Regions from separate parts of the Homo sapiens genome. Here region 2 is linked to region 1. A link is a contact called in ENCODE Hi-C or POLR2A ChIA-PET data. All regions are on one chromosome and are shown on one strand. Each heading gives the region's core, a stretch centred on a gene start or an enhancer-like site at or near the end of the contact. The rest is flanking DNA. Distances are from core to core; before and after follow the strand shown.

What was found. A loop is a pair of places that touch in the nucleus more often than their neighbours do. ChIA-PET counts read pairs that join two places held with the same protein, here RNA polymerase II (POLR2A). Pooled maps may share reads with other maps.
Region 2: a map of heart left ventricle shows a loop between it and region 1 (4-fold over the local background). The contact joins two enhancer-like sites. A Hi-C loop is called at or near these places in 3 of 168 maps with a recorded cell type or tissue (heart left ventricle and tibial artery) and 1 of 50 pooled maps. POLR2A ChIA-PET finds 5 or more read pairs at or near these places in 4 of 52 experiments (B cell, H1, activated CD8-positive, alpha-beta memory T cell and 1 more).

Annotation. Positions count from the first base shown.
Region 1 is chr9:33,865,544-33,871,631 of GRCh38, forward strand. The region is part of intron 1 of UBE2R2 (ubiquitin conjugating enzyme E2 R2); the gene reads left to right. It also overlaps the pseudogene RNU4ATAC11P. Among named protein-coding and RNA genes, the nearest start is that of UBE2R2-AS1, 50 kb to the left of the region's middle. Within about 2 kb of position 2,690, at least 17 of the 41 ENCODE cell types and tissues checked have a DNase peak (open chromatin) inside an H3K27ac peak, as active enhancers do.
Region 2 is chr9:33,937,784-33,943,871 of GRCh38, forward strand. It overlaps UBAP2 (ubiquitin associated protein 2), which reads right to left. Exons shown (of 29, transcript NM_001370062.2): 15 at 5,637-5,806; 16 at 3,866-4,079. Among named protein-coding and RNA genes, the nearest start is that of SNORD121B, 6.5 kb to the left of the region's middle. Within about 2 kb of position 2,913, at least 2 of the 41 ENCODE cell types and tissues checked have a DNase peak (open chromatin) inside an H3K27ac peak, as active enhancers do.

The sequences.
Region 1 (6,088 bases), core at 1,440-3,939:
TTGTTAACTATCATACTTCTACTGTGGAAGATGAGGATTTCTCTCATTACTGTAACACCCCATCCCATAAACGTATTCATTAGCTCTCCATATTTCCAGTAGTTATAGTTTTAATTTAGACTAATTTTCAGTGTTTACATTAATATAACTATGTAAATAATAGTTCCGGTTGAACCATGTCATACACCATTATTACCTTTTCTTTCACATGTAGTGTAGTGTTTTGTTTTTTGTTTTTGCTGGAATTCCTCTTCATCCCTCCACATTTAGTTTTTTTGTGTGTTTTTTTTTGTTTTTTTTTTTTTGAGATGGAGTCTCACTCTTGTTGCCCAGGCTAGAGTGCAGTGGAGTGATGTCGGCTCACTGTAACTTCCACGTCCCAGGTTCTAGTGATTGTCCTGCCTCAGCCTCCTGAGTAGCTAGGATTACGGGTGCCCACCACCACACTCGGCTAATTTTTGAATTTTTAGTACAGATGGGGCTTCACCATGTTGGCCAGGCTAGTCTCGAACTCCTGACCTCAGGTGATCCACCCACCTCAGCCTCCCAAAGTGCTGAGATTACAGGCGTGAGTCACTGGTGCCCGGCTCACATTTAGTTTTCTAATGTGCTTATCAGTAATTCATCCCTGAACTCTGACAGAGTATAAAATCTCTTTAAATACACATGGTTATCATACTTAACTGAAATGTAATTAACTTTTTTTTTTTTTTGAGACAGAGTCTTGCTCCCTCACCCAGGCTGGAGTGCAGTGGCATGATCTCAGCTCACTGCAACCTCCACCTCCCAGGTTCAAGCAGTTCTCCTGTCTCAGCCTCCCGAGTAGCTGGGACTACAGGTGCCTGCCACCACGCCTGGCTAATTTTTGTATTTTTAGTAGAGACGGAGTTTCACCTTGTTGGTCAGGCTGATCTCGAACTCCTGACTTCAGGCGATCCACCCGCCTAGGCTTCCCAAAGTACTGGGATTACAGGCGTGAGTCACCGCACCCAGCCAACATTTTTAATTTGATCAAAACATGTGAAGGTAGAAAGTTGTATGTGTCATAAATATAGCAGTTGGTGGATTTTCACACACTGGGGCATCTGTATATCTAGTCTTCAGATCATGAAAAAAGAAAATTGCCAGTACTACAAGAAGCCCTTTCTTGTGTTCTCTTACAGAACCATCTTCCCATCTCCCAGGATAATCCCTATCCTAATTTCTAACAGTATGAATTAATTTTGCTTATTCTTGAATTTCATAATAGAGTCATACTCTTTATTCATAGGAGTTCTTTATATACTGTGCATATTAAATCATTTGTTGGATTGTGTATGTGAATCCACATACATGTATTGTGAATAACTTCTTCCACTCTGTGGCTTGCTTGTTCCCTGTTTTAATGATTTTTTCGATGAAACAGAAGTTCTTGGTTTTAATAAAATCAGAATTATCAATGTTTTCTTTTATGGATATTACTTTTTGTGTCCTATTTTAAAACTTTTGTCCCCTCCAATGTCCTAAATATTCCTGGTTTTTTTGGTGGTAAAGTATATATAACATAAAATTCACCATTTCAGTCTCAATCTGCTGACCTTGTGATCTGCCCGCCTCGGCCTCCAAAAGTGCTGGGATTACAAGCGTGAACCACCGTGCCCGGCCATAATTTTTTTTATTTTTTGAATCTCTTTTGTGTCAGGCTTCTTTGTCATATATGTTGATGTGATTTACCCACATTATGTGTAGTTGTAGATCATTTGTTCTCATGCTAGGTAGTAATCTATAAATGACTCTTCCACTTCATCCATTCTCCTATTGAGGGTCATTTGGGTAGTTTCAGATTTTGTCTGTATGTATATTCCTATTTATGAACATTTCAGTTTTTGTATTTTGGTGAAAATATTTATTAAGGAGTGGACTTTTTGAACCTTAGGCTACATATATGTACAGGTGTAGTAAGATTGCCAGTTTTCTAAGCTGGTTGTACCTGTTCTGCATTCCTATAAGCGCTATATGAGAGTTATGGTAGTTTTGCATCTTTGCTAGTCTTTTTCATTTTAGGTATTTTGCTTTTAATTTGCATTTCCTTGATGACTAATGATGTTGAACACCATATTAACTGAATTTATTTACTGGCATTTAGATATCCTCTTTTGTGAAATGCCTGTTCAAGTCTTTTGCTCACTGCAAGCTCTGCTTCCTGGGTACACGCCATTCTCCTTCCTCAGCCTCCTGAATCCAAAATTAGCTGGGCATGGTGGTATGCGCCTGTACTCCCAGCTACTTGGGAGGCTGAGGCAGGAGAATTGCTTGAACCTGGGAGGTAGAGGCTACAGTGAGCTGAGATCGTGCCACGATACTCCAGCCTGGGTAACAGAGCAAGACAGGGCCTGCCAAGTGCCAGCCACCTCAGTGGAGGGTCAGTCAGGATGGTGGCCCCTGTCCTCTCAGCACCCTGTTCTTGTTCGGTGTCCAGGAAGAATCAGCTCACACGAACTGTTTGAAAGGTGATGAATGCAGAAGACTTTATTGAGCAGTGGGTGGCTCTCAGCGGAAAGGGAGGCTGGAAAGGGGATGGGAAGGTGATCTTTCCCTGAAGCTGGGCTGTCTCTGGCAGGCCCCTCTCCGAAGCCGCACTGTCTGAAGATAGCCGAATTTTTCCTATGCTCAGCTGCTTGTATCCTTGACACTCAGCCGCTTGTGTTGCTCTGCCAGCTGAAGTCTTTTTATGGGCACAGGATAGGGGCGGGGCAGGCCAAAAAGGCAACATTTGGGCTGAAAAATAGGGTCAGCTGTTTTCACTTAGGACAAACTTAAGGGTGGGGCTTAGCCAGGATCCCAGCCTTTCTGTCAGTTTGACCTTAAAACCTGCAGCACATTATATAGCCTTACTAGGGGGGATGTGTGTGTGTACACACACTTTTTTTTCCCACATACTATTATTGAACATTTTAAAGATTTGTAGTTGGCAGACTTTTGACACTTTGAGCAAGTTAATAAGAAAGCATGTTTTAACCACCCTTTTCTTGGGGTTGCGCTGCTGTCCAAGGATTGCATAACAAGGGCAGCACTGCTAATGCCTACACAACACTCCCGCCTCAGCTAGAGCTTTGCTTTACCTTGGTGCAATTTTTGGAAAAATGAAAACCTGCTCTACCCTCCCCCCAAAAAATATGTCTTGATTGCTTTTGCTGATGTTATGTTGGAAACATATCCTATGGCAGATGTGATCTGATGACGTAGCAGAAAAACTCAGCAGTGGGAATATCCTCATTTCACACTAAATCCAGGCACAAATCCAAATACAACAGTAACCACTACATTTGCCATCAGCTGAGCTATTACCAAGTACAATTGTATTTAGGACTAGGAAACTTTTTCACCTACTTAATAGTATGTTAATAAATAGGTAGCAGGAATAATTGGGATATATTTCATTATTCATATGTAATTGTTTTTTGGCCAGGCATGGTGGCTCACGCCTATAATCTCAGCACTTTGGGAGACTGGGGTGGGTGGATTGCTTGAGCTTGGGAGCTCAAGACCAGCCTGGGCAATATGGCAGAATCCTGTCTCTACTAAAAATGAAAAAAACTAGTTGGGTGTGGTGGTGCAGGCCTCTAGTCCTAGCTGCTTGGGAGGCTGAGGTAGGAGGATTGCTTGAGCCCGGGAGGTCGAGGCTGCAGTGAGCCCAGATTGTGCCACTGTACTCCCGCCAGGGCAAGAGACCCTGTCTCAAAACAAACAAAAACATGTAATTTTTTTTGTCATTGCTGAAATTCCATCTGAAAATAATTAGTAGGATAACAAAACTTATTTAATACTGCACATTGGGGGTTACCTAAATTTTGCTCCAAGTCAGTTTATACTTGGTTTTACATAGTTACATATACAATGTTTTATTTATTTATTTATTTATTTATTTATTTATTTATTTTGAGACAGAGTTTCGCTCTTGTTGCCCAGGCTGGAGTGTAATGGTGCAGTCTCAGCTCACTGCAATCTCTGAGGCCTCCCGGGTTCAAGTGATTCTCCTGTTTCAGCCTCCCTAGTAGCTGGAATTACAGGTGCCCACCACCACACCCGGCTAATTTTGTATATTTAGTAGAGACGGGGTTTTCACCATGTTGGCCAGGCTCGTCTGGAACTCCTGACCTCAGGTGATCTGCCCACCTCAGCCTCCCAAAGTGCTGGGATTACAGGTGTGAGCCACCGTGCCTGGCCGGGACATAATGTTTTTTAATGACTTTTTGCTTATGCATTTTAGGGTACATCTTTGCCTAGATATTTTTTATTTTTAAATTATTTTTTGTTTTGTTTTTGTTTTTTTATTTTTTTGAGATGGAGTTTCGCTCTTGTTGCCCAGGCTGGAGTGCAATGGCGCGATCTCGGCTCACCGAAACATCCGCCTCCTGGGTTCAAGCGATTCTCCTGCCTCAGTCTCCTGAGTAGCTGGGATTACAGGAATGTGCTACCACACCCAGCTAATTTTTGTATTTTTAGTAGAGACTAGGTTTCACTATATTGGTCAGTCTGGTCTTGAAGTCCTGACCTCGTGATCCACCCGCCTTGGCCTTCCAAAGTGCTGAGATTACAGGCATGAGCCACTGTGCCCAGCCTTATTTTTATTTTTTTGAGATCGAATCTCGCTTTGTCACCTAGGCTGGAGTGCAGTGGCACACTCTCGGCTCATTGCCACCTCTGCCTCCTGGGTTCAAGCGATTCTCCTGCCTCAGACTCCTCAGTAGCTGGAATTACAGGCTCATGCCACCATTCCCAGCTAATTTTTGTATTTTTAGTAGAGATGGGGTTTCACCAAGTTGGCCAGGCTGGTCTCGAACTCCTGACCTCAGGTGATCTGCCCACCTCGGCCTCCCAAAATGGTGAGATTACAGGCGTGAGTTACCATGCCCGGCTTTTATTTTTATAATGTACTATGTTTGGGGAGAATAGGAAACCAAGGAAAGTTATGATGAGGGTACATTAAATTAAAAAGAGGATCTTGGGAGGAGCCAAGAAGTATGAGAACGAGTGAGTAGAAAAGTTAGAGCATTAGGAGACAGTGAAATTGGAGAACCCCAGGAAATAAAGTGGTTCAAGAAGACAAAATGATAAATGGGAAAATGCTTTTTGGTAGTCATAGATGACTGGAAAATTATCTACTCCTCAATAAATAGGTCATATGCATTTATGTCTATATTTTCTTAACTGTTAATTTCACAACTGAGTGAAGTGATACAGTTAGCTCAATGGCTGACATATAGTAAGCACTTAATGAGTATTATTTATCACTACTTGGATCTGTCATTGTTCACTTATTTCCTCAATATAGAAAACTGAGAGTTGTCCTTGAATTTTTCTTTCTCCTCAATCCCAATATTAAATCAATTACAGAGTCTCATTGACTATACTTCCTGTGTGTCTCAAAAATACGTTTTGTGTTTATTCCAACTGCCTCTGTCTTTGCTCACATGTGTAAGCCTTTCTGCATTATTTTTCCCTTTGCCTGTAAGGTCCCTTTCACCTTGGCCTCAATACTTGGCTCAAGTAGTACCCCTTTGTAAATTTTACCTGAATGTCTCAGCCAGAATTAGGCATTTATTTCACTGTGCTCTTTAAGCAACTAGTAGAGATTTCATTTGAGGCACTTAATTTGTAATCATTTATTTGCATGCCTGTCTTTTAATTAAAACATAGCCATTCAGGCATAGTGTTCTAAATATGTTTATTTCCTACCTCCCATATTGGTACATGGTAACATGTTTGGTTTTCAGTTAACAATATGTTGAGAAATTGAATAAGTGAAAATATTTACATAAATAGTGTTTGTATAACTAAAAATAGGTGTCTGATGAGTTCGGTGATTTCATTGAGGGTACACTTAGTCCATTGTCAGGGTGAGTTGAAACTTTAAAAATTAATTTAAATAGGATATGCTTGTGAGTGGTTCAGGCATTTTAGGGAGAACATATGTGGTAATGGTACAGAAATGTATTTTGGAGGTACTTGTTCTTTTTATTTATTTATTTTTAATTCTATTTGCGATGGACTAGAGGAAGTACTTGTTCTTATGAGTTTGCGTATTAGTCAAAAAAGATGTAAGGAG
Region 2 (6,088 bases), core at 1,663-4,162, 72 kb after region 1:
TGGTGGTGGGCGGCTGTAATCCCAGCTAGTCAGGAGGCTGAGGCAGGAGAATCACGTGAACCCAGGAGGCAGAGGTTGCAGTGAGCCGGGACCGTGGCACTCCAGCCTGGGCAACAACAGCAAACCTCCCTCTCAAAAAATAGATACATATATTTACACACACTACATTACACACAACTACATTGTGTATAGTTGTTTTGGGGGGTTTCTTTTGTTTTTTTGTTTTTGTTTTGAGACAGTGTCTGGCTCTGTCACCCAGGCAGGTGTGCAGTGGTGTGATCTCGGCTCATTGCAACCTCCGCTTCCTGGTTCAAGCCATCCTCCCACCTCAGCTTCCCGAGTAGCTGGGACTACAGGTCTGTACCATCACACCTAATTATTATTATTATTTGTAGAGGCAGGGTCTCATCATGTTGTCCAGTCTGGTTGTGAACTCCTGGGCTCAAGTGATCCACCTGCCTCAGTCTCCCAAATTGCCAGGACCACAGGCTCGCACCACCACGCCCAGCCACTTTTTGTATTTTTTGTAGAGACAGAGTTTTTTGTCATGTTGCTTAGGCTGGTCTCAAACTCCTGACCTCAAGCAATCCACCTGCCTCCACCTCTCAAAGTGCTGGGGTTCCAGACATAAGCCACCATGCCCAGCCCAACATGATTGTTTAGATTATGTAAGAAATGTTACACGATAAGCTTCTCAAAAACTTATGTTGAAACAAAAACAGCTTGTCATTGGCCGGGCGTGGTGGCTCACGCCTGTAATCCCAGCACTTTGGGAGGCCAAGGCAGGCAGATCACCTGAGGTCAGGAGTTCGAGACCAGCCTGGGCAACATGGTGAAACCCTGTCTCTACTAAAAATACAAAAATTAGCCAGCATGGTGATGGGTGCCTGTAATCACAGCTACTAGGGAGGCTGAGGCAGGAGAATCGCTTGAACCCGGGAGGTGGAGGTTGGAGTGAGCCAAGATCACGCCATTGCACTCCAGCCTGGGCAACAGAGCAAGACTCCATCTCAAAAAAAAAAAAAAAAAAGCTTGTCATTGAAATTTCCATAGTTCACATGGTTTTTCTTGTTTCAGTGCCCATCTGTCAGGATATAGACTCTAACTTATTTCTGTCAAAGCATCTCTGAGAAGGTAATTTTAATCTGTGGATATTCCAGGCTGTGGAAGGGGAAGAGAAAAAGGAAGGGAGGATGATCCATCCAAGACGGACAAGGGACACAAATATTTTTCTAAATGTTTAGTTGAAGGGAATGATGAAAAGACAAAACATGGAAAGCTCCCCATTTTACTCAGTTTATATGTTCCAAGATTCTATTCCTGTTTGTGATTTTATGTCTCATTAGAGGTAGAGTGGCATAATCTCAGAAAACATAGCTTAATAACATTATTTGATTTCCTATGTCTTTTTTTTTTTTTTTTTTTTTTGAGATGGAGTCTTGCTCTGTCACCCAGGCTGGAGTGCAACGGTGTGATCTCCACTCACTGCAACCTCCTCCGCCTCCCAGGTTCAAGCGATTCTCCCACTTCAGCCTCCCAAGTAGTAGCTGGGACTACAGGCACGCACTACCACATCAGGCTAATTTTTGTATTTTAGTAGAGACAGGGTTTCACCATGTTGCCCAGGCTGGTCTCGAACTCCTGATCTCAGGTGATCTGCCTGCCTCAGCCTCCAAAAGTGCTGGGATTACAGGAGTGAGCCACTGCGCCCAGATTCCTATGTGTTTTTAATGCTCTCAGCCATTTGTGTGCTTTATAAGACAAGATTCCTTGAGACTAGCCTGGGTAACATGATGAAACCCCATCTCTACAAAAAAATTAGCCAGGTATGGTGGCATGTGTCTGCAGTCCCCACTACTCGGGAGGCTGAGGTTGCAGGCAGTTGTGATCACACCACTGCACTTCAGTGGGTGACAGAGCCAGACCCTGTATCAAAATGAAGAAGAGAAGGAGAGGGAGGGAGAAGGGGGGGAGGGGGAGGGGGAGGAGGAAGGGGAGGAGGAAGGGGAGGAGGAAGGGGAGGAGGAAGGGGAGGAGGAAGGGGGGGAGGAGGGGGAGGGGGAGGAGGGGGAGGGGGAGGAGGAGGAGGAGGGGAGGAGGAGGAGGAGGGGAGGAGGAGGAGGATGGGGAGGAGAAGAAGAGGAGAAGGAAGAAGAAGAAAGAGGGAAGGAAGGAAGAAGAAGAAAAAATAAGGTAGGAGGGAGGAGGGTGAGGAGGAGGGGAAAGAGGAGGGGGAGGGAGAGGAGGGAGAGGGAAGAGAGGGAGAGGGAGAGGGGAAAGAAGAAGAAAAGAAAAAGAAGAAAAAAAGGAGGAGGAGGAAGAAGGCCACGACGACAAGATTCCTTAATTCAAATGCAGTTAAGACATCGGATGCATGCAGGCAGATTTAATATGGGAACCACCACAGTGTCGTTTCTTTGGCTCTAGAAAGGCTTCTTCCTAAACTGGAAGCATATCTATACTTTTCTCAGCTGCCTACACCAAGTAAGATGCTGCAAATGTGTGTGTGAGGGTGTATACACCCTAGGAGGGGTTCTTGTGGGGCAAGGGCTTGGATTTACTCATAGGATTATCAAGTTCCAGCACTGTTAATAAAAATTGTTGGCTTAAAAATTTACTCAGAAACCTTGGACATACAGAGTTGTTGAGCTGAAATCCTAAGCTATCATGTCATATTTACAAAATAATGTCAAGTGATAAAAGGAACAAAGAGCCCAGTGTAGTGGCTCACCCTATAATCCCAGCACTTTGGAAGAAGGCCAAGATAGGTGGATTGCGTGAACCCAGCAGTTCAAGATCAGACTGGGCAACATGGTGATACCCCGTCTCTAAACAAAATACAAAAGTCAGCCAGACATGGCAATGCATGTCTGTAGTCCCAGCTCTTTGGGAGGCTAGGGTGGGAGGACTCACTGAGCCCGGGAGGTCAAGGCTGCAGTGTGCTGTGATCGCGCCACTGGACTCTAACCTGGGTGACAAAGCAAGAACCTGTACTCCCCCAAAAAACAAACAATCCACAGAATTGCTCACACTGAATGCTCACATATTAATTTTTAGCATTTCTTATCAATAAAGTATCTTTAATTAAGATATCCACATTGTAACTTTTATATGCACTAGGAAACCAAAAAATTAGCGCAACTTTCTTTATTGCAGTGGTATAAAACAACCTGCAGTATCTCCAAGGTATGCCTGTAGTGTCATCCATATTATTTTAATTTCCTGGGACAGAATGATGTTCAAGTATTACTAGTGTGACATGAAATGTGTATACTTGTTCTTTTTTAAGTTTCTTTCTAAGATTCTCAGGAGATATTGGTACATCTCAACTTAACAGAAAGCAATACAACTGGCAATGACCATCAGATATGCAGTTAGCAAGAATCTAGAAGGGTAAAACTTTAAAACTATATCAAAAATAGATCTGGTTCCTTTATCTATAGTCCAGTATTATTAACAAAAACTAGGTAGAAAATACATAATTTTAACACAAAAATACCTAACAGTGATGAAGAAGCAAATACATTCAAAGCAAATGGGGCAATCAGAGAGAAAGCAGTACATGAAATATTCAGAGATATTTCAGACAATGTAGAAGTACCCAGTACTACAGCCAAAGTGCTCATACTACACGCATGCTTGGTTTTCTCCACAAAGTGTATGAACCTGCAGATCTATCCACACACTCAAGAGCATGGGTGCTAGAGATGCCCACTATAAACAAACTCAATGAACTATAAGGATTCTACTCAAAAGGTTAGTCAATTTGTAAAATAAAATCATATCCAAGAAGCATAATTTAACCAAACATTAATTTCCAAATAAGACGGACATCTTCTGAGAAAAAAACTAAAATACCACTTACCATGATGGTTCCTGGAGCTGACTCTGATGAACTCACAGGGCTTTGGTATGGGATCCTGTTATGCACAGAACTCTGGTCATAAGAGGAAGACATTGCTACTGGACTAGCAGAATTCAGTGATGAGCTTGTCAGACTGCAGGAGGTAATGACGGAAGTTGTATATGTGGAGTTCTGTACTGCACTGGTCATTGATAAAGATGTATTCAAAGGCTCACTGAAAAGAGTCAAAAATATTCAACATAATTTTGTTACTTTAAATAGCTTCATAAAAAAAAAAAAACATAAACAGCTTCACGAGATGCAACTACTGCATCAATTTATTATCCCAAATGAGACCCACCTAATTTAACTGAGAGATAGGGGGACATCTTTAAGAATACTTAGGCTGCGTGCGGTGGCTCACGCCTGTAATCCCAGCACTTTGAGAGGCAGAGGTGGGCGGATCCGGAGGTCAGGAGATCGAGACCATCCTTGCCAACATGGTGAAACCCCGTCTCTACTAAAAATACAAAAATTAGCAGGGCGTGGCAGTGGGCACCTGTAATCCCAGCCACTCTGGAGGCTGAGAAAGGAGAATCACTTGAACTCGGGAGGCAGAGGTTGCAGTGAACCAAGATCGCGCCACTGCACTCCAGCCTGGCGACAGAGCAAGACTCTGTCTAGAAAAAAAGAAAAAAAATAAGAAGATTCTTTAAGGAATCCAGGTGTTTGAGACCATCTTTAAAAAGGAAACTTAAACAAATATCAGGTTTTGCCTCTGGAATGTGAAAAAACTAAAACAACAACAACAACAAAGTCAGCCAGGCCGGTGGCTCATGCCTGTAATCCCAGCACTTTGGGAGGCTGATGCAGGCAGATTCATTGAGCTCCAGAGTTTGAGGCCAGTCTGGGCAACATGACGAAACCCTGTCTCTACAAAACATATTTAAAAATTAGCTGGGCATGGTGGTGCACGCCTGTAATCCCAGATACTCAGGAGTCTGAGGCAGGAGGATCATTTGAGCCTGGGAGGCAGAGGTTGCAGCGAGCCAAGCATGCTGCTGCACTCCAGCCTGGACAACAGAGCAAGACCCTATCTCAAAAAAAAAAAAAAGAAAAGAAAAGAAAACTAAAATCTGAGATTTTGTATTTATAAAATATTCCACTGAAGGAAAATGACTGCTGCAAACATGTGGAGAAATTAGATCCCTCATAGACTACTGGTAGGAATGTCAAATGCTACAGCCACAGTGGAAACAGTATGGGAGTTTCCTGAATGGTTAAGTTACCATATGACTCAGCAACTCTACTCCTGGGATATACATCCCAAAGAACTGAAAGCATGCAAAACTTGAAACCAAATGTCCATAGCAGCATCATTCACTATAGTCAAAAAGAGCAAACAACCCAAATGTCCACCAACTAATGAATGAATAAAATGTGGTATTATCAACACAATGAAATATTTGGCAATAAAAATGATACATTAAACATGGGTGTACCTCGAAAACTTACACTAAGTGAAAGATCAGACATAAAAGGCCACATATTCCAAGATTCCAGTTATATGAAATGTCCAGGTAGGCAAATCCAGAGACAGATTATTGGTTGCTAAGGGGCAGGGCAATGAAGAAACTGAGACTGTCTGCTACAGGTATGGGGTTTCTTATGGAGATGATGGAAGGTCTGGATAAACACTGAGGATAGCTATTACCACAGGATGTATTCTTTTCCACCAGTTGATCTCTCTTAGGGTCTATTTTGCTTCATAACAAAGGACTAAATTCAGTACCTTAAAGACTTCGAATACAAGCTGATGGGAATCTGATTACTATTTTCACTGCTTGGAGCTGATCCAAATTCAGAGAGAGAAGGTTCTGACCCAAATTCCAGAGCCCCAAACTGCACATTTAATCCTGTGACATCTGCTGAACCAGGCATTTCCACTGCAGAAGCTGGGATCTGAAAAAGCAAAGCTGTCGTGTCAGGAACAGAGGTCACAGATTCCAGGTCACAAAGGCCTATAACAGAGCCAAACAAGCATTTAGGTTCCCAGGCAATACTGGCAAGAAGAAGGAGTGAGAAACAAGGAGAAAATAGGCTAAGACTTTTCTAAAAAGAGAAAGAAAAAAAACAAGCTAAGAAAAATTAAAAGTTGGCTGGGCATGGTGGCTCATGCCTGTAATCCCAGGACTTTGGGAGGCCAAGACAGGAGGATCATTTGCACCCAGGAGTTCAAGACCA